Linked DNA regions of Mus musculus: all the other regions are linked to region 2. A link is a loop called in an ENCODE intact Hi-C map of the cell type or tissue named here. Cell type or tissue: left cerebral cortex. All regions are shown on one strand. Links, peaks and the distances in the headings refer to the core of each region. The heading gives the core; the rest is flanking DNA.

Region 1 (7,805 bases), core at 1,664-6,663, 100 kb before region 2:
GTTAACTGCCAGATCTTCACATTTCTACTCTGTTCACCTTCGACTCTGTGTCAGACTACATGTTCCAGCCTCTCCTTATGCTCTAACATTATTCAAAGAAAATTATGAAGATCCTGGTGGAATATTCAATTTTATTCCTCTTGCAAACCACCATAGTACCCCTCACAGCCTATCTCTGTTGCTATGTGTCTGTGCTCAATACCTAAAAACAAATATTACCAGAAAAGCCAAGCTGTTACACCTAGCAAGATATGAGAATTCCCTAGTAGGCATTGCACAGCCACCATTACTACCTAAGAACTGGAGAGGACAACATGGACCAAGTTATGCAACAACCATCCCACAAAGACAGTACCATAAATCAGCACTTGAAATTACAATCTCCCCAATTCCTGATTTCTAGATGCCAGTGTAAAAACAAAATCACAACCAGAAAAATATGTAAATAATTGAGTTAAACAATCCAACCACAACAGGTCCTGAGAATTGAAACATAGTTAAAATGCAAGCCAAATAATATAAAATAAATTTTATAGATATGATAGAGGACTTTAAGGAGGAAATGAATAACTCCTTTAAGTTATCTATGAAAACACAAACAGAGCAATGGATGGAAATGAATAAAACAGCTCAAGACCTCATAGTAGAAATATTATCAGAAAAAAATCCAAAACCAAGAGAACTTGGGAAATGAAATATTTAGGAACTTGAACAAGAAACTCAGAGGCAATACTCAGCAATATAATACAGGGGATGAAAGAAAGAATCTCAGGCTTTGAAGACACTGCAGAGTGAAAAGGTGCCTTAGTGAAAGAAAATCGTAAATCCAAAAATATACTGGAACAAATCATTCAGGAAATCTTGAATCCCATATAAAGAATAATACCAATAGAAGAAAGGGAAGAAACACAAGTAAAAGGTAGAGAAATATAAACAGCAAAATCGTAGAAAAAAATTTAGTCTAAACAAGGAAATGCATAGCAAGGTGCAAGAAACATACTGAAACAAAAAGATTATACCAGAAAAGAAATTTAAAGTAGTAAATAAAAGTAAATTTAAATTTAGGACCCAGATATAGCTGTCTCTTGTGAGACAATGCCGGGGCCTAGCAAACACAGAAGTGGATGCTCACAGTCAGCTATTGGATGGATCACAGGGCCCACAATGGAGGAGCTAGAGAAAGTACCCAAGGAGCTAAAGGGTTCTGCAACCCTATAGGTGGAACAACACTATCAATACCCCAGAGCTCTTGACTCTAGCTGCATATATATCAAAAGATGGCCTAGTCCCCCATCACTTGAAAGAGAGGCCCATTGGACTTGCAAACTTTATATGCCCCAGACAGGGCAACGCCAGGGCCAAAAAGTAGAAGTGGGTGGGTAGGGGAGTGGGGGGACAGTGTATTGGGGACTTTTTGGATAGCATTGGAAATGTAAATGAGGACAATACCTAATTAAAAAAATTAATTCTAAAAAATAAAATAAATTAAATTAAAAATGCTAATCAAAATTTATTTAGTCACACTCTAGAAAGTGATAGAAGGACAATTCAAACCTACAGAGATTAACCACATTCAAGAAAAGAGAAAAGACTTAATAATCCTAGACTACCAAATCAAAAGAGGGATACACACACACATCTCTTTCAACAAGAACAAATACAAAATAGGAAATCAAACAATCATCATGTATTCATAACTCTCCACATCAATTGTCTCAACTCTCCAATAAAAAGACACAGATTCACAAAATTACTGTGAAAATACAATCTATGTTTATGCTGTATCAAAGAAAGACACCTTAACATCAAGAATAGATATCAACCAGGGTGATATCTAAAGTGATAGAAGAAGATATCCTAAACAATTGGGCATAGAAATCCAGCTGGTGTAACCATTTTTATATCTGCAGAGTTTCCAAACTAAAACTAATCAGAAGAGATAAAGAAGCACAATACATATTCATCAAAGAAATGTTTAAAGATTCCATTGCAATTCTTAACACCTATGCAACAATTACCAGGTTGTGGAAGTTCACAAAATAAGTACTTCTACAGCTTAAATCAAATATTGCTCCCCACACACTCATAAAGAATGATTTCTATATCCTCCTCTTGCCAACAGACAAGTTATCTAGACAAACTAAACAGCCAGATGTTGGAACAAACTGATATTATAAATCAAATGGATATAACAGATATTTATAGAACTTGTACATTAAAACACAAAACACTGAAGAAAGAAATTGGAGATGATGGAATGACTCACATGCTCAAGGATTGGTAAGATTAGTAAAAATGACCAGCCTACCAAAGTGAAATCTACATATTTAATGAAATCCCTTAAAAATTCTGACACAGTTCTTCACAGATCCTTAGAGGATAATTTTCAACTTTATGTGGAAACACTAAAAACAAGGATATCTGACAAACCTGAATAATAAATGGACTTCTGGTGGTGTCACTATCCAAGAACTCAAGCTGTACAAGAACTATAATAATAGAAACAACATGATATTGGCACAGAAACAGATATGTTGGTTAATGGAATCAAGTTTAAAACTCATACATAAATCCACATACTGATGGACATGTGATTTTTGATAAAAAAAAACCTAGAAATATACACTAGAAAATAAATGATAGCATCCTCAACAAATTTTACAGTTGAATTGATCAGGTGCATATAGAATAAACCAACTATATCCATACTTATCACCTTGCACAAATCTTTAAAAACCAAATTGATTAAAGACTTAAAGTAAAATGAGATACCTGAACAAGAGAAAGTAGGAAATAGCCAAGGCACAATTAAATACTTTCTGAATGAAACATCAGTTGAGCAGGCACAAAGATGATTAATAAATCAGACATAGATAAATATGTGTGAGCACAAGGACCTTGTGTCCTCTCCACTTCTTATATAAACTTCTCCCTTTCAGGCATCTCCTTCTTGAGGTTTGGGAAAATTTCTATCATATCATTAAGAATATTTTCTGGGTTTTTTTTTGGAGCTAGAATTTCCCCTATAATTATTTTGTTTCTATTTTCTTTTATTTTCATAGTGTCCCATATTTCTGAATGTTCTGTGCCAGGAACTTTTATATTTAACATCTTTTTTGAACAATGTATTGTTTTTTTCCATTATATCTTTTATGCCTGAAATTCTGTCTCCTTATTTTGTTAATGATGCTAATGATGATTGTGTCTGTAGCTCTTGTTTGCTTACCTAGATGTTCAATTTCCAGGATTCCATCCATTTGTGTATTTTTAAATTATTTCTATTTGCATTTGTAGGTCTTGAAGAGTTTTATTCATTCTTATTCATCTGATATTTTCTTGGGCTTCTTTAAGGGATTTATTCACTTTTTCCATTGTTTGTTGATGTTTTCTTGGATTTTGTTAAGGGATTTATTCATTTGTTCTTTAAGTGCCTCTATCATCTTCATAAAATTGGTTTTAAGGTAATTTTCTTGTACTTCAGCTGTTTCAGAATATTTCAGAAATTGACATGGTAGGATAGCTGGGCTGTGGTAGTGCCATATTGACCTGGCTGTCGTTGATTTTGTTCTTATGCTGACATCTGCTTTAGGATAAATATAAGTTTGGTTCAGCAGGGTCTTCTCTTGTATTTATTGGTCAGCATATGGAAATGAGAGCAGGAGTGCTGTTAGGAAAACTGAGCAGACTTTAAAGAGTGTTGACAAGATCTGGGTGTATCTTTCCTGGGGTTCTAGACATCGGCATGACCTCTAGTAGAACAGTTGGAGTTGTGGACCAGGATACCGGGACAATGGGAGGAATGCGGTTTGGAAGGCTGGGCAGACTCTACGGAAATATTGCATGTCTATGGGCAGGGTCATAACTAAGGTTTTGGATACCAGCATGGCCTCTATTAGATCAGGAGACTTCTGTTGGATTTGTGTGCTGGGATATGGTTTCTTACTATTTTCTTCTCTCTCTCTCTCTCTCTCTCTCTCTCTCTCTCTCTCTCTCTCTCTCTCTCTGTCTCTCTCTCTCTGTCTCTCTCTCTCTCCCTCTCTCTCTGTCTCTGTCTCTCTCTGTCTCTCTCTCTCTCTCTCTCCTTTTTGTTTCCAGACAGAGTTTCATTCAGTAACCCAGGCTAGTCTGTAATCTAATACATAAACCAGACTGGCCTCAGACTCAAAGATCTCCTTTCCTTTGCCTCTTCCACCCAGGTTTTAAAGAAGTGAATTCTGACCTTCTTTTGCAGTCTGGCTTTGCCATATAGCTAAATATCACATGATATTTACAGTTTCATTTTTACTCAACTATTTATTCTCTGTTTTAGAAGTTACAAATGACATAAAGAAAATTATGGTGATATCATTCCAATATATATTTGATTGTTTGACGAGTCATATACAGTGCAAGAAGGAATCAATTCTAAGATAACACTATAATAGCTGATTTTATTTGGAAATCAGAAAATAAATTTGAAAAAAATATGCACAAGTACGATAGCTGGGTTGTTGTCATTAATATGACCTTCGCAAGAACATTCTGCTAGTGCCTCTTTTTTGAGTGTCTTTTTTAAACTTAGGAAAAAAAAATATGTCACGTTTACATACAAGACATGAGACTCAGTACTTAACAATGCCATCTGTGGTTTCTTTTTTCTCTTTTGTAAGAACACATGGTTGAGGTATAATGGGAAACTTAAGCTGCAGATAAATCTGGTTCTACAATACACACGTGAGCACATCATGCCTAGAATGTGGAAAAACATAAAGTTCCCAGAGAACTTTGAATATGAAAGCTCAGTTATCCAAACTGGATTCCAGTTCACTCTTTTGCCAAAAAGAAAAAGAAAAAAAAAGGCATCCTCAAATATTTTAGACATCTTTAATATACAGATCAAATGAGACCAAGATATGATACTTGCTCAACAGTTCGTAAGTCAGAGAAGCTCCTTTTGAACAAACCTGGTCATCCCAAATTGTAATAGACATGCCATCTGATCATCGGGATTATGCTTCAAATGTTTACTTTTTATTTAAAAATAATCTAGTAATTTTAACCCTAGAGAGAAACTTCCTATAAACAACACTTTTAATAACAAATATGCAACCTATCATGCCTTTGGAACTCAATCTTATAGTAGCATCTCAGGCTTTTACAATCATAGTGCCTAAGATTGAAGAGAAGTCTTCAATCGCAAGAACATTCTGCTAGTGCCTCTTTTTTGAATGTCTTTTTTAAACTTAGGAAAAAAATTATGTCACGTTTACATACAAGACATAAGACATAAGAGAAGTCTTCAATCTTAAGCATAGGCATTGTATTGCAGGTGAATCAATTGGAATTGGATATCCCAATGCCACTTACTATCTGCATCTTAACCTATTATATACCTCTGAAATAGTCTCTGTGAGTTTCAAAAAAGCATTTTATGAAAAGTGCCGGTAACTCTATTTATCTGTATTATAAAGATATACTTTCAGATAGGTCTTAGAAACTGTGTTGGTTAAGCACAATGGCTGGAGAAGGTTTGATCAGGATTCAGATCTATGATTTCTCCAAACGTTACTACAGTTGGCTAAGTTCACAGTATAAAGCAGGAAGTCCCTCTTTTTGAGCAGACCTCATTCCAAATAGATGTTGGTTATTACTAGTAAGTTATAAGTGCTTCTATTGTCAATATTGGTTATGTCTTTCTACCACAGTAATTACATTTTTTTTAAAATTATGAAGTGTACAGTGTCTTCAGAAATAGCATTTTATCTGCAGCATCTGGAAAACAACCAAGAACAGTGGCAATAGTTCATCCTTTGGTTGGAGACTCTTGCATTCCTCAGAACCACAAATCAAAGGTAAGTTTCTCATGCTTGGCACTGTTTTGTTTTCATTATTAGACAGTGCAAGGACCTTGAAGGGTGGGGCCATCATCACGTGTGGCGTAACTCTCTTTGAAAAACTGTAAAACACACATACATAAAATACAGTTTTAAACTAAGCTTGTAAAATAATGTTTTCTCATGGCTTTTTCAAATATTCTTTATTATTTAGCTCTCCTTCCTCTTTTCTGTTATCCTTCTGCCCCAAGCATAAAGTTAAGTCTTATTTCCCTTCCTATTTTTCTCTGTAGTACTCCTTCTCCCTCCCTACACCTGTGCTTACTTTCTATTTGCCTAACTTCTTTGGATACTTGAGATTAATTTTTGAAAACTAAGCTTGACTTTGATAAGCTGAGGTACACAAATATGAGAACATGCAGCATTTGTCTTTCTGAGTCAGGGTATCTTTCTCAATCTACTTTCTAGCTCCATGCATGTATCTGCAAATTTTATGCATTCAGTTTTCTTTACAGCTGAAAAGAATTCCATTATGCATCTGTAGCACATTTTGATTATGTCTTCATCAGTTGAAGGAGATTTTGATTGTCTCTGTTTCCTAACTTTTGTGAATAGAACAGGCAATGATCATGAATAAGCAAGTATCTCTGGTGCTTTATAGCAAGGCATTTGAGCATATACATTCTGAAACTGCTCTTCCCCGATGTCTACAGTGGCTACAACACTCGGCAATCCCTACAAAGTCTCCTGTGTCTTCATCATTACTAGAACTTGTTATCAGTTGCTTTCTTGACAATAACCATTCTGATTGGCATAATATAATATGGCCAATTAGTTTTAATATGTATTTCTCAAATTGATAAGGATATTGAACACATTTTTTAAAAATTAGCAATATTTCCTCTTTTGTTCTTATGTTCAAAATCTTATTTGCATATACAGCCCATTTTTCAATTGGGTTATCAGACTCTTTGAGTTTTTGTGGACTTCCTTGATTTTTTATGAGTTGTTGTTGTTTGTTTTGTTTTGTTTTTATTTTTTGAAGAAAAGTGAAACTTGAAATGAGTGTCACTCTTCTAAAGACGTTTTATCAAGAAATAATTGAGAAGAAAACAGCCTCAAGAATCTTAAATTTAAAGTTCTTTTTCTGCATTTTTAAAGAAATTATTTGATATGTGGAGTTTATATGTACTTCAACTACAATTCACATCACTTTCACCCACTGTATGTTTAATTCTATATATGAGGAAATAAACCTCCTTGGACTTTTGTTTTCCTGCTTAAATGTGCAAAAAAGCCAAGGATACTCTTGAGGATGTTAGACAGACTATTAGTAAAGTAGATAAATTTAAATCCATAGCACATGCTTATTTGGATGGAAATACTTTCTTGAATTTAAAAAAATTTGGATAAATACAACAAGGAGTTCAACTGGTGTGAAAATGGTAATGAGTTTCAAGAATTATAAAGGCATGTAGAAGGTTCCATGAATTACAGGGTTTCCTGTCAAGCCTTACAATCTGAGTTCAACTCACAGAATCCACACTGGAGAAGAAGAGACATAATTCTCATAAGTTGTCTTCTGATATCCAATATATACTATGGCATGAGAGAATGACCCTTTATAGCACTAACACACAAAGGAAAATAACTAAAAATATAAAAAGAAAAGTAATAGAAGAAGATTTTAAAGTTGCAAAACAGTATAAAATATTGAAGTTTTTCTGTACTTATTATTAACCTGAAAATCCCAGAAAGAAGAAAATGCTAAAGTATTTTATGGAATGCACTGATGATGACCCTTGCCAGGCTTATCTACATGATGAAATGATCCCAGAAATAACAACAATGTAGAATATGTTAATCCACTTTATAGTATCTTTGACATGGTGAAATCACTTAATTTTGGAATATTTATTTCACCGGAAAGTATATGCAAATAATAGATTTTAGAAAGAATCTCTTAAGCATGTTATCAAAGAGATAGATCTA
Region 2 (7,805 bases), core at 1,711-6,710:
TGGACCAAGAGAAGCTAAAACTTCTTCAACAAACTAGATTGTGTTAGATACATAAGCTATGCATGATAATCTTAATTTATATAACAGTTATGAAAATAGCCAGGCATTATTTAAAAAAAATAAAATTTACCAAACTTTGACTCATATAATTTTTTAGACAAAAAATGCATTTGTATATTTAAACTCTCATTTTAAAATATTAATCATCAAGTACAGAATTTAATGATATAGAAGAAAAATATAAATGTCTGTTTAGCTGTTTGCTGGGTTTTAAACGTTATAAATATTCCAAACATCTAATGATTAAAGCCAGGAAAGTTTTATTTCAAGTCTCTATTACTATTAATTAATTATTCATGTATTTATAATATCTCTAAATTCAATTTGTTTATCTGTGTAGAGTGAAAATAATACTTGCCTTTTTTAGGGTACTTTTTTCCTTTTTTGGAAAAGGAGACATGAATAATGTATATGTTGTGTTTGAGAAACACTAATGTCCTATACTTACATGAAATTACATTTCAGGAAGTCCTTTAAAAATGAGATTTTTGGCACACAGTAAAATGCATAATTCAAAATGAGGTGTTCAACAAATGATCTCATTATTTAGCTATGTTTTCATGTCCAATTTTTACAAAGTAGAAAAATATGCTTTACTATAGCCAGTTAAATATACAAAACACGAGTAGAGCATCTAGAGTCTTATTTGTTTGCATAATGTACAGGAGAAAAAATCAGTTAACCACTTTTAAAGGTTTGAATTTTTTTTTTTTTACCCTGTCAAATGGGAGACAATTTAGTAAACAGTTGTTTTCTCATTGAGACTATTTCTTGGCTGAACTGAGTAAAAAGTGTCAAGTAGAGCTGAACTCTTAAGCCAGGCATTAAAATATCCTAAAGAACACAACACAATATAATTTGTACCTTCTACATAATATAAAATATTGAAATCCAGAAAGTATTACTGTTACTTGTTAAATTAATTCACTTAGTTTAGGACACAGTTGATGATAGAAATATGAAAAATACCACAAGAACGAAGGAATTGTTGACAATTTCTCCCCTGAATTTAGCTAGCTATGAGTAGTTTAAGAAGCACAAAGCTCAGGTGGCTGTGTGCTCTCTGTTGGCAGCTTCATTGGGAGTTGGCTAGAAGAGAAGTAGAGTAGGTAATCAGTGTGTACACAAACATTTCTATAATAGGCTCTAACTTAGAGATCTTGGAAACTAGCTGTATCAGCAAGAAGCACCTGGGAGAATTCCACTTTAATTGTTTCTGTTTCTTTTATGAAACTCAACAGAAAAAAAAGTTAATAAGAGGCCAAACAAATAGAAAGACAATAAGGATTATCCCTACAACCTACAAAATCTGATTTAACAAGATATTTTGATGCTTTTTTTATATGCCACCTAAGAGAGAGGTAATTCAAGTAACTTGAGTTTACTTTCAGGCAGGTTTGGAAAAGTGTCATATAAATCTAAAAACTTCAAAACTTCAGAATATTTCCTCAAGCAATTTCCCTTTATTAATTAGTATTAACAAAATTTACCATGATTTATTTATAATATGGGTAATATGACTTCTTAATCATTCACTTCATGAATTTGTATCAAAAGAGTAAAATAAGGAACCAAAAGAAGCACTAATTTATTTTTCTCTTCTTTAGTAGAGAAGAATTTGTTTATATTTCTGATTAAAATAGAGGATTTATTCTATTCCTTACTATTACCATGTTTAGATAAGATAATTCTTGAAGTCCGATGAGCTCTCAGGAAATCTGCTGCATGCAGGGTAACAGGTTAGGAACCTTCTCAAACAAACCTAGCAGCTGGAAATGTGGAGAAGCACAGCAGACTGGGAATGGGGTCCTATCCCCACCCCCTTATCACTCAGATTTGATACCTTTACAGACTTTGCCTTCCACAGGGGCAGATCATCAGCTTGTCTGCTCCTCTGCAGACTGCAGGCCTCCTGAAAATTCTGCTGCACCTAGAGCAACAGACCTCACAAGCCTGAAGCCCTTCCAGATCTCCTGCACCCAGAGCACTAGACTCTACTGTCTGAAGGCCTCCCAGGAAATCCTCTGCAGCCAGGACAACAGATCACCTGTGTATATGCCCCTCTGAAGACCTCACATTGTGAAGACCTACCAGGAGATATGATAACAGCCATTGAAACCCACTCAATAATAATGGGACACTTTAATACCCCATTCTCACCAATGGACAGATCATTGAAACAGAAACTAAAGAGAGACATAGTGAAACCATCCGTAATGGGATCTTCTGCCATCTTCTGTGGTGCCTGAAGACAGCTACAGTGTGCTGACATATAATAAATAAATAACCCTTAGGAAAAAAAAAAAAGAATTTGGAGAGAGTCTACACTAGCAACTTAACAGCACATCTGAAAGCCCTAAAACGAAAAGCAGCAAACACACCAAAGAGGTATGAATGGCAGGAAATAGTCAAACTCAGGACCAAAATTAACCAAATAGAAAAAAAGAGAACAATGCAAAGAATCAATTAAATCCAAAATCTGGTTCTTTAAGAAAATCAACAAGGTAGATAAACCCCTAGCCAACTAACTAAAGGGCACAGAGACATCACTCAAATGAACAAAATCAGAAATGAAAAGGGAGATATACAACAGAAACAGAGGAAAGTAAAAAACTCATCAGATATACTACAAAAGTCTATACTCAAAATACTGAATAAAAGTTATGAAATCATAGAACCATCAAATAAATCAATACTAATTTGTATTTTCATGAAAATTAAGGTATTAAAAATTAATATATATTAAGATATAATTAAAATAATATGAACAAAAATTCAATACAGTGCCTTAAAAAATGTACTGAATGTGAGAAAGGGAAGTAAAACACATTGGTGGTATTGGGAATATTTTTATTTTCTAGATTTTTTTCTTTTTTTCTTTTAAAGTATTGTACAACTAGGTTTAATTATATTCATCTGTAGGGTATCTCTTCCAATACTTTATCATTTGCTTCTACCAGCTTTGTGTCCTTTCCACACTCTTCATCAAGACCAGATATGGCAATTAAATATTCGTTAACATGCTGTTTGCACTGGGGTATAATCTACCAAGGACTATACTCTTAGAGAAAATTCCATGTCCAACTTCCATCCCTGTTGGGCCCCATTTTAGCCCTGGTTTGGGCCTTGAGGACAAATCTGATCCTGACTCGAGTTTCTGTGGCCTTGTGGGAGAGCATAAGCCTAGCTCGAGTTTTGAGACCTATCTCAGTCACTCTGTACTGGGGTGACTCAGCAAGGCCTGTTTGGCCCTGCCTCTGCCCTGAGCTTTGTGATTGGCCCTGTCCGACACTCCATACCCTTTTTCACCCATCCCCGCCTCCTATGCATCTTACCCCACCAAAAATCCCCCTCCCTATGTTCCTAACTTATATAAGCTAGAGGCTGAAGCCATTAAAGTTGAGTTCCTTCTTTGACAGACTCCTGGCCCCTGATGTGTTTGTTTTGGGCCATGACACTCACCATCTCACTCAGCCCTGGAGAGACTTGGCTGGACCAGACTCTCTCCTTCCCCCTGGGCCTGCTGGCAGAGAGTCAACACATCCCACATCCCATGCTGACATCCCATGCTGACATTTGTTCTACCTTGAGTTCTTATGTGCAACTGGCCTCCTGTGTCCAGAAGACCTTGTCTCCTGGTACATACCTATCACCTCTGTTTTTATGGTCCATCTGCTCCTCTGTGCAATCCTTGGGCTTTAGGAGCACTGTGTTTTGTATTCCATTCAGAGCTGAGCATCTACAAGTTTCTTACTTTCTGTACCTTTTTTTTTTTTCCTTTTTTTTTTTTCTGAGACAGGGTTTCTCTGTGTAGCCCTGACTGTCCTGGAACTCACTCTGTAGACCAGGCTGGCCTCGATCTCCGAAATCTGCCTGCCTCTGCCTCCCGAGTGCTGGGATTAAAGGCGAGCGCCACCAATGCCCGGCTCATTTTACCAGATGTTGGCTACCATCTTACTATAATTAGTTTCTTCCTCGAAAGACAGAACTGAAAGATGGAATATTCTGTGGGGATAATGACAAAATGATCAGGAATCAGTTAAATGGTATGTTTAGAAATGTTGTAGAACGAAACAGAGAATTCTAAAAAATGAAACACAAATGGCTATAATTTTTTTTTAGAAGTTCAACTTCATTAGTCATGAGGGAAATGCAAATTAAAGCTACTTCCAGATTTCTTCTCACCCTAGTTAGAATGACAAAAACTTCAAAATGGGGTGTTCCAGTTTTGAATATACTCCAATGTGTTCCAAACATTATATTTCACAAAAAATTTCAAGAACTGGGGCAAAATGATCTAAGCATTTGAGTCATTCTGTCCAGAAGGAAGTATGGACAATGTACAGGCAGGCTAAAGTGTACTTTGATAACTGTGAATCATGTTTATTCATATACTGAAGACCTTCTAGGAAATCATACAGGTTTAAAATGAAGGTAAATTACTAAATAAACAAATCACAAGCCTCTGTGTTCAAAGCACAAACCAATTTTCTAGGGTTGTTTCACTGTTTTCATTTCGCTTGTTTTGTCTTTGACGCTTTGTGGCATCTTGTACTGTTTCTTTCAAGGCCTTTCTTGTCCTACAGTTCTATTGCACATGACTGTCTAGAAACAATCAATGCATACACAACTGATCTTGCTTTGGTTTCTTCTTTAGCTTTATTAATTGATTTACTTTAAAATTGGGTTATATTTTTAAAATCAGAGCTTTGGTATAACCCAGACTTACATGTTCACCAATCTATATAGAGTTATTAATACATTTATACAGGATATGAAGCTAATAGTTACCATATTCTTGGACATTGAATTTTGGTTTCATACATTACAATCATAAAATACATTTTAATGCTTTGTTACAATGAGGAAACAGAATCTTAGTAATAGCTACAGGGAACTGCATGGAAGTGGTACACCCAACAGCCACACCACCCATAGGGTTCATCATCTTTTAATTAATTTTCTCATTTTGTCACAATATAATGACACCATTTAAGTGAAGAAAAATTTAGATTGGCTAATGAATTCTGAATGTTCATTCCATGTTATATAGCTTTAATATGAACACATCATAGTAGTGGGGACATGAGTGAAAAACAAACAGTCACTAAGTCACTGAAAAGCTAAAAGAAAAAGCAATGTTTCTGCTCTCCTGGCTTTTCCACTTTCTTCTTTGATTCATTGTCTATTCTGGCTTGTTATATGGTGAGATCCATCTTCTGCATGTGAATCTTCATTTCTCAGCTAAAACCGCAACTCTGCAAAATATCCTTACAGAAACATAAATGGGCATGAATTGGTCTTCTAGTTGATTATAATTCATGTCAAGTTTGTAATGCAAATTAATAAATACAATTTATTTTCATGCTGTCATGTTATTATGCTCCATATTAATATCAAAATGTTTTACAATAAGCTTCACTGTACCTTTATCTTTTGGCAATTAACTTCAGAGTGCTCCAAACAAAACCCAATTGAAGAAGCTATTTTCACCATAACTATTACATGCTTTTGTTTTGTTTTTGTTTGTGTTTTTTAGGAATTTGCTCACCTTTATGATTGGAAATTTCTGGCTGTGTCATGTCATTCAGATTCACCTGGTGTTTTGCTGAGGCAAGACACAATGGAAGGACACATAAAGTTTGTAAATAATATAAATAGGACTTAACAGATAGTGACAGGCCACTTGCATAAATAGCCTTGAAATGCATTGCTGGTTTCTGGTCTTCATTGATTTTCAATTCATTGAGAGAGGCAAGGGAGAGAACATCTCTTGGCATCCTAGTTGGGTCTGGTCACTCCTGCTGACTGGACTCCTACTGGTTCTGTGATGGTCTGGCTGTTTGTGCTACATTGTGCCACCAATGCTTATTAGTGTTTTGCCTGCTGGTATACTGATGAATGGAGATTGGAATCACCCCAAAGGACTACATCTAAACATGTCTATGCTCTCTTGTCCAAATTTACCATCTTTTCTGTTCTACCTTCGGATGATAGACTTGAAGGGGGAGGGGGACAAAGCATTTGAGAGCCCTTACTAAACGTAAGTTTTAGAAGCATCTTGCTATCTTAGGGGGCCCTCCATTCTCCCTCCACCTCTCTTCCCACTTTCATCAGTCTAGTGGTCCTGAACCATATAGGTAAACCACCTTCCCTCACCCATCTTCCCTGCTTACTGAGTCTTCTGGGTCAAGCCAAGAAGTTCTAGGCAGCCTTCCATCCCACAAGGACCTCCACTCTCCTGCCACTTCTCTGCCCACCTTCACCAGACCTTCTGAGTCCACACAGACTAACTTTACTTCCAGCACCCATCTTCCATGTGGCTCCCTGAGGCTTCAGAGACATGTCAAGCTTCACTTACTAGCTTGCTATACCTTGTGGACCTGCATTCTCCCCAAACTGCCCTAAGCATTCTGCTAGCTCAGGCAGACCAACATTCTCTTACCACCTCTCTGCCCAACTTCATTGAACCTGTGGTTCCTTAAACCTACTAACTTGCAGACTTGTAACCATAAAACCCAAGGATACTAACTAGAAGATTTCCACATTAGAAACATCGAAGTCAACCCCCCTTTCCAATACCTTGTACAACATGAACATCCAGGGACCAAAGCCATTCAGATGACTAAATTCCACTAAAGAGCACAATCAACAAATGCCAAGGAAATATAACAGCAATGAGAGAAAGCCCTCAATATACTAACACAAGCAAAGTATAAGAAAATGACCTTAAATCCAGTCCCACGGAATTATTAAATCCCTTAAAGAAATACAAGAAAATACAAAGAAATAGGTAGAGATTTTAAAGGAAGAAATAACTAAAATCCCTTAAAGATATACAGCAAAATACAATTAAAGAGGTGGATGTAATAAATAAAATGTTGCAAGACCTGAAAGTGGAAATAGAAGCTGTTGTGGGTAGTCCTGGAGCTAATTATATTTGATGTTAATTTGGTTCTCCTGTAAAGGACTGAACAAGGAATGAGTCAGCATTCAGGTGATTTCCTTTAACCTGCTTCCCACCTTAATTTGTAAAATAAAGGAGAGCTGATGATTGGGCAGATAAAAGGGAGGGTCAAGCAGGAGAAAATGGAAGAGGGAGAGGATGAAGCAGAGGAGGAAGAAGAGAAGTGGAGCAGAAGCACAAGGCCTGGAGAAACCGCAAGCTTTAAGGGGTCTCATAGATGTGGAAGATGGTAGTGTAGTGGTAGATTTGCCCAATCTAGGCACACAGCATGTATTCGTATTAATTGAGTTGTGTTTTCATTGCCGGGGCTTGTTTGGGTTGAAGATTTACCTCAACAAGAAGCAAAACAGGAATCCTTGAAATGAAAAACCTAGAGAAGAGAACAGCAGCAAAACATGTATGCATCACCAACAGAATACAGGAGATGGAAACAGAGAATCTTAACCATAGAAGATATAATAGAAGAAATTGATATACCAGTCAAATGTTAAATCTAAAAAAAAAAAAAAATCCTGACACAAAACATCCAAAAAATCTGGGATACGATGAAAAGATCTAACCAAAAATTAGTAGGAATAGAAGATACCTAGGTATTGAATATAAAAAGAATAAGAAGCAGAAACTCTAACATAAATGTAGGCTTAAAATTTTCAAACTTTTTTTTTTTTAATTTTTTGAGACTGTAAATTTCCAAATAGTCCAGGAACATTTAGATGCCCTGATATTATATTAGTTAGTTTTATATGCCTGTCTTGATATATTGGTTAACTAATTAACT
Region 3 (7,805 bases), core at 1,664-6,663, 91 kb before region 2:
CTTCTGTGACATAGTAATTATGACACAATAAATAGAATGCACACTGGACATCTACAATAGAAAGAAAATGAACTTGACAATGTAAAGATAATATGTCTCTGAGGATACAAAATTTGAATTTTATATGAAGCATTGGCAGAATAGACAACCATCCCTAAATAATAAGGCTGAATAAACCTACAACAAAGAAATAGTGATGTAGAAAATTTAAGAAACAGAGATAAAGAATAAAGTTAGTAAGAGCAACTTTATTATAGTTTGTAGTCATTTATTTTATGGTTTAAATATTAATTTGCTTAATTTTAACAGGTAAAACATTTTTCCTGATACATTTTTCAAATACATTTATAATCAACAGCTTTGTATGTCAATATTGAAACACAGCAATAATAAATTTTAGTGATGCATCTTAGAATAAATTAGCATTTGTTAAAACATAGAAAGGTGGTCATCTGGGTTTGCTTATATTCACCAACAAGAATGTGCCAAGTTGCTATCAGGATATAATAAACACAGAGGAAGAGAACTGTCTAGAGGGAGTAATAGGAGGGACAGAAAGAGAAGGAGAAGAAAGCAGAAGAGAGAGAGGAGGAGAGGAGACAGGATATTAGTAGAGGAAGAGAGTCAAAGAGGAGAAAGAAGTGGTAGGAGAAGGCATGAGGTCATCAACTAGCTTTCTGACTTGCATAATTATCACAGGAGGCTTTAGAAATGAATAGTAAAATAAATAAGTACAAGTTACACTGACTGAGCTTTCTAATAGGAGTGAGACTATCACATCAATGTTCCTGAAACACAGAACTCATGGACATCAGACAATGGCAGGAAATGGAAGAGTTTGATGTCTAAAAAATCCTATTGACTTCCATCATACTATCACTACTATGAACATGCAAGCAAGAAGGACAAATAGGAGAGAGTTTGGAAAGAAGACACTAAAAGAGGGGAAAGGCCATCAATGGGTTTGGTAAGGTACAGTAGTCACTAAACAAAAAACAAAATACAAGGGGAAATCTTTTTAACAGATGGTTACACACTGGATAAATTTGTAACTTATAGTCCATGTGATGTAGAGATAACTAAAATAATTTCACAGGTTAAAGTAATAGTCATTTTATCTAAAATATGTAATATACTTACTAAATATCAAAGACATTTTTATTTGCAAGGATTCAAAGAACTGATATAATGGAGGGCTCTCCAGGCAAAGAAATAATGCAAGCTTGATCAAATTGAAAGCTTGATTTTAATAGTGAATAAAAAACACATTGATTTTATGTAAAAGAAAGTAAGTAAGACAGACAGACACACACACACACACACACACACACACACACACACACACACGTTCCCCACAACAAAGAACACTGGAGAATCTAACCTTTTCTTGTAAACACAACTAAACAAATGAAAAATGGTATTCCTTTAGTTGTCCTTTTTTATTTAACCTAAAGCCCAGTAGCATATAATCCTGAGTTTGAAGGAATAAATACAGAATGGTCTGTACTAAAAGCCAAAGATGTCCCTCTTTATAAATATAATTTATCTCTGTTTATTGTAAAAGGACTTTGAGAAACACGTATCCAGTATGGGCAAAAAGTAGCTACCTGAAATAACATTTCAGAAGAGAGGATAAAATTCACTGTATTTTAAATAATAAAGAGAAAAATAGGAATGGCACGGGCTAGATCCTAAAAAGTGAAGAGGCGGTCCCAGAAATTAGAAGCAATGTGCTGAGGGTTATCCCCATATGCCCTGATTTCTCAAAGTACAAATTCTACATTTTATCATGTCCTTCTCTACATTTGTCATTTCTATCACTGTGACAAAATTCTATAACTAAATTATATTGTGGGTAGATTGGTCAATAAGCCAATCGTGGGTAGGTAGATTGGTCAATAAGCCGAACTTGGATCTTGTTTTTATTGTCATTTGATTTTGGTTTCTGTCCATGATCATGAGTCCATGAACACTTGGCTGTGCTTCTTTTGTGGAGCGTGATAGAGGAAACTTATAATTTTGTCATACTCAGGAAGCAAATTGAAAAAGAGGGGGAGGTAAGGTCTCATAATCATCTCTACGGTCCTAACTCTCATGAAATAAGCTCTACAAAATGACACTACAAATGGCAACCAAGTGTATGGGGACAATCAAAAATCAAAATGATAAAAATAGACGGAGTATTGATTACCTACCTATATTAATATGTTACCTTACAAAATAGTTTATATTTTTCATTATTCGTAGAACAATGATATTTTTAAAACTATATAAATAACTAAAGTTAGTCATGATAAAATAGTAACTGATATATATGATGAATAATATATTGGAAATTTGTGAAAAGAATGAGAAAAGACTAATTTTAAAAGATCAACATATTTTCAAAAATAATCTAATAAATCTAATAATCTATGTATTGCTGAATTAAAAATTAGCCATGGGTTAAATATTACTATGTTCATTTAAAAGGAGATTGAAGCTCCAAGCTAAACTGCTTTTTAATCATTAAAAGTCAGCACTGAAATATGCATATATTGATTTTGGTATCTCATCTGGACCAAAAACAAATAAAGAAACCGAAGAATTTTGTCACACCATACATCAAATGAATCTAACAGATATGTATGAAATAAACAACCTAAATGACAAAGAATACTCATTTTTCTCAGCAGCACATGGAAACTGCTCAAAAACAAGTAAATTGTGATGGCTACAAACTGCATTTGTAGCTTGGAAAGTGAGAGAGGTCATCCCAAATATAATGACTCTCTGTAAAAGAAGTCTGAACATAGATTTCATTCTAAAACATTACACCAGATGTGGGCAGACACAGATAGAAACTCTTTCCATCTACATAATATGCGCAATAACTGACCACTCTCCCAAATGCACTGCTTATGTTTCTTTGTGTGTTTGAGTGATTTCTAGGCATGAGTATTTCTAACCCATAATAAAATATGCATCCTCTGCTGGGAGAATTCTACTCCAATAATTGCTAAAGGTTAGGGTTCTTTGTTTCGCTGATACTCTTCAGTATTCTGGCTCTTTCACCAAGGAATGAAAAAGATCTCTCTGTAAGCCTGGGTAATAAGCCCTTTCATTTTCTTCTCAGTTGTGATTCTCATTTAAACCAAAGATTCACACAGTAGAATTGTTTGCTTTTCTGCTGATGGTTGCTTTGTTACAGACATTTCTAATTTCAGGATTACTTGGGAAAACATTATGACTTATAATCTAATTACTTTTGCTACTAACAAGGCTGGAATATAGCAAGGATGTATAATAGGAGGCTTAAAGACTAACCTGAGTATAAAGTTCTTTCTGCAATTAGCAATGGACAAAAATATCCATAGTTCAACATACAACAGGATCTTCTGGGCAAACAATAAAAGGGCTTATAGAAATTAAAAGATAAAATATATTTTTTTTCTACAAAGTAGTAGAGGCTTCTATCTACCCCAAGATACTTGGAGTGGTCAACATAGCAATTCTAAATCAACTGCTTAACTGGTATTAAAGCAACAAATCAAAACTAAATCCATCACTTGACTAACTAGAAATATGTACTCAGATAATTCCTTTGTGATTTTGTAATACTCCAAAAACACAGGCATAATTTCAGAAGTTGGCAAGTATATAAATCTCAGAGAGCATAAAATAAAAGCAGAGAAAGGTATAGAGTTTTGAGAAAAGAAAATGTTATGCAAATCTCTTCTATAACATGATATTCCACTCTACTCTATACTTTCAGGCTAATTGTTTTCCTTCAATGAAATATCAGAATTGCAGAGCATGAGTAAGCAAAAAATATAAATTCCTGTTTATAGGAAAAAATCTTCAAAACTCATCAGCAGTTACAATTGTCTTCATTGCTAAGTATATTTTTACAAAACCCCTGGAAAAGAAATGAAAAAGAAATAGGTAAGAGATGATATAAATTTACATATGGAAAGCTAAAATCTCACTGATTTTACTAACAATACTTAAGTCATGTAAAAATGTATTTCAAAAGAAATAAAATTGATAGAGTAGGATTCTGTTCACCTCACAGAAAAAGTTGCTTGGAAGAGTGATAAGTATAAATTTTGCATATGATAGGAACCTGAACACAGCTAATAATAAAAACCAAAAAAATATCAGATCAGATTTAAATACATTCAAGGGAGCCATTATCTGCCTACAGATGTTTCTTTTTTCCTCTCCATTATTTCAAGAAATCAGACAGGGAATACCAGAGGTTATGACAGAGAGACAAGTCCATACAGGGTCAATTATTCTATGATTAGGTCAGTCAAAGACAATTTCACTTATATACTGAGGAATCTTTCTTGTAAAAAGAGTGAGTATGCCCTTTGTAAAAGAAAAAAAAAATCGGCCAGCTCATTTTCCTTAGTCATAAATGCATAATGGCTCTCAACCAAATGGCTGTTTGCTGAAATGTATTTTTACATTTAGTACTTATTTTTGCCTGAGTGAAATCTTCTATAATTACACTTTGCCTATTTTTAAGATTTCTTTCATTCTTTTCTTTTTTTAAAAAAAGTGGATTAAGGAACTCCACATAAAACCAGAGACACTGAAACTTATAGAGGAGAAAGTAGGGAACAGCCTCGAGGATATGGGTACAGGGGAAAAAATTCCTGAATAGAACAGCAATGGCTTGTGCTGTAAGATCGAAAATCAACAAATGGGACCTCATAAAATTGCAAAGCTTCTGCAAAGCAAAAGACACCGTCAATAAGACAAAAAGGCAACCAACAGATTGGGAAAGTGTCTTTACTTATCCTAAACCAGATAGGGGACTAATATCCAATATGTATAAAGAACTCAAGAAGGTGGACTCTAGAAAATCAAATAACCCCATTAAAAAGAGGGCTCAGAGCTAAACAAAAAATTCTCACCTGAGGAATACCCAATGGCTGAGAAGCACCAGAAAAAATGTTCAGCATCCTTAATCATCAGGGAAATGCAACTCAAAACAACCCTGAGATTCCACCTCATACCAATCAGAATGGCTAAGATGAAAAATTCAGGTGACAGCAGATGCTGGTGAGGATGTGGAGAAAGAGGAACACTCCTCCATTATTGGTGTGATTGTAAGCTTGTACAACCACTCTGGAAATCAGTCTGGCGGTTCCTCAGAAAATTGGACATAGTACTACCGGAGGATCCTGCAATAACTTTCCTGGGTATATATCAGAAGATGTTCCAACCGGTAAAAAGGACACATGCTCCACTATGTTCTTAGCAGCTTTATTTATAATAGCCAGAAGCTAGAAAGAACCCAGATGCCCCTCAACAGAGGAATGGATAAAAAAAAAAATGTGGTACATTTACACAATGGAGTACTACTCAGCTATCAAAAAGAATGAATTTATTTTTAAGCTTTCTAAAAGTTGTATCAATCCAATTCACTAGATTTCATTTCTACTTGGAAGACCTAATGGCAATGTTATTTGCTTCTCAAGTATATATTTCCTAAAATAAGTTGATCTTCTGAGAAATATCTTTGATGTAACTACAACAAACAATAATTATATTGAATAATCACTAATCACAACTCAATATTGTCAGCACATTATATGGGAATTGTTTGAGACCCTCCCAGAGGAAAATGAACTGCTTGGCTTTTTTTTTCCCTATACAGAGTAAGTACCATTTTTTATGTACACAGCTTCACTTTTCTGGTGTTAGGATGAAAAGAAAATGAAAAGAAAATACAACTGATATTTTGTAAGCTCCTATAATTTATAAAAGAAGATTTTAAAAATTAAATCAAGGTTTTAAAGCCTTTTTCTACCTTGGATTATATTTTTATTCACATAAAAATATCCAAATTTGGGGAATCAGTAGGAAATTCAGCCCTCCCCAAGGATTGTTTAAATTCAGTCAATGAATGAATGCTCTTTTAATGTTTAATATAATTTTGGTGAGTTTTCATTTTTCTTCAAAAATATCTATGAATAGTATAATTTATGGTTAATAATAATATTGGCCAGATAATATTCCATGAAACATTTAATTTGCAATCATTGTCAATAGTTAGATAGCTGTGAGTAACATTTTTATAAGGTACTTTATTTTTAACCTTTTGAAGATGCAGCTTCCTACGGCAAACAATTTTTTATAACAGTGACAATTTATGTGATTAAATTTTTTAAGTATTAGGTCATGAAATTAATTTTCATCTTAATTAGTGCCCAAAGCAATGATGATATTAATAATCAATTTAGCTAATTGCATTTAGCAAAGTTTGTTGGATTGCATTTTATGAGTTGCTGATATGTCAAGGTCAATACATGTCTCCATCAATATTCAGGAACAAGTTAAAGGTATATTGAAGAAAATTATTTATAATTAAAAATGTGAGAGTCCCCAAAATGTCATATTCCCTTTGATGGTCAATTATAGATTAATTTGAGTGCATTTTATTATGATGTAAGGACTTATTACACCCAATACCCTGACAAATTTGCAGATCATTATAAAGTGTTATTCTTCTTAAGAGTTGTAACTACCTAAACATCTTCTTGTATTTTTATTAGTTAACTCTGCCTTAGAGAAAATAAGGGCTGTGAAGAAGTTACCCTGAAGTTGCTTGGAAGAATATAAAATCAAAGATAATGTAATAGGAGATATTTAGATGAATTTTGTAAACATTATATTTGTTCAAGGGGCATAAATAGATCAAGGGTCATTTTCTACTTTGGGTTCCCTATCTAATTAGAGTACAATTCTTTAAAAGGGTGGAAGTCTCCATTTTTACAGAGTAGTTTAGTAATTAAGAGATCCTTTATTTAGTAGTCTGTGGTTTATATCTATTGCCTCAGGTCAAGGATACACTCACTCCAAATGAGGATAAGCTCTGAATGTTGTTTCTTACAGGTTACTCTGATAATTACTTTGTCTTTGCAGTCTAGTCTCTTTAACATACATAATCCATGTGCATGTATGTATATGGTTCTTTACTTTGATATATAGTAGCAAAATTTTATAGTATATTAATTAGTTTCAACCTGAGGAGTTTCCAGAAAACTGCTTTTAGCTAGGCCTCCCCACAATAAAGTTAGGATGAAGTTGTCTATATCATCTTCTTTGAATCACATTTATTGGCAAGCCTTGTGACTTATCAATACTTTTAGGGGTTAAAGACAGATGAAACAGGATAGTTCTTTAATAAGAGTGAAAGTAAACACAACTTAGACCATTGGCAATATCAGATATACTCTAGAGGATGATTACAAGCTCTGGAGAAGATGAACTTGCAAATAGGACTCCACGTGTTTTAATGGCTTTTCTTTTGCCACATTTTTTAAGAGCGAGAAAGAATATAAAGTTGGGTGAGTAGGGCATATGGGAATATCTGGAAGGAAAGGCAACAAGGTTAATAATATGTTAAAAATATACTTTGTGAAATATCAAAAAATAAAGAAATGAATACAAAAGAATATAAAAAAGAAATGTTATGAAGATGTTTCTAAAGGAAATGTCAAGCTCAAAATGTTGGTAACCATTTTTCCTTAATTGTTGATAATTTTAAAAGTGTATTAATTACTCAATTTGAAAACAATAAAGAAATAATCCCCCAGAGCTTCCAAGGACTAAGCCACCAATTAAAGATTATATACGTGTGGATCCACTGCTCCAGCTACATATGTAGCAGAGGATTGCCTTATCTGGCATCAATGGGAGTGGAGGACCTTGTTCCTGTGGAGGCTTGTTGCCCCAGAATAGAGATATGCTAGAGGGGAAAGAGAGGAGTGGGTGGGTGGGTGGGTGGTAGAGTACCCTCTTTGAGGCAA

Evidence for each region. Hi-C counts contacts between places; a loop is a spot of excess contacts. Peaks named below come from ENCODE experiments on the same cell type or tissue, not always from the same donor. Only the 100,000 strongest peaks of a DNase experiment are listed, where the experiment ranks them.
Region 1: it touches region 2 in a loop (4-fold over the local background); 2 of 42 quality-filtered maps call a loop at or near these places.
Region 3: it touches region 2 in a loop (6-fold over the local background); 2 of 42 quality-filtered maps call a loop at or near these places.

What each region holds. Positions count from the first base shown.
Region 1 is chr1:145,436,092-145,443,896 of GRCm38, reverse strand. No RefSeq gene overlaps it. Among named protein-coding and RNA genes, the nearest start is that of Gm25460, 150 kb to the right of the region's middle. In left cerebral cortex, for the core only: no CTCF peak of the experiment used is centred there; a DNase peak (open chromatin) is centred at 4,695.
Region 2 is chr1:145,333,574-145,341,378 of GRCm38, reverse strand. No RefSeq gene overlaps it. Among named protein-coding and RNA genes, the nearest start is that of Gm25460, 46 kb to the right of the region's middle. In left cerebral cortex, for the core only: no CTCF peak of the experiment used is centred there; DNase peaks (open chromatin) are centred at 4,007 and 4,310; H3K27ac peaks cover 399 bases.
Region 3 is chr1:145,424,858-145,432,662 of GRCm38, reverse strand. No RefSeq gene overlaps it. Among named protein-coding and RNA genes, the nearest start is that of Gm25460, 140 kb to the right of the region's middle. In left cerebral cortex, for the core only: no CTCF peak of the experiment used is centred there; a DNase peak (open chromatin) is centred at 4,454; H3K27ac peaks cover 207 bases.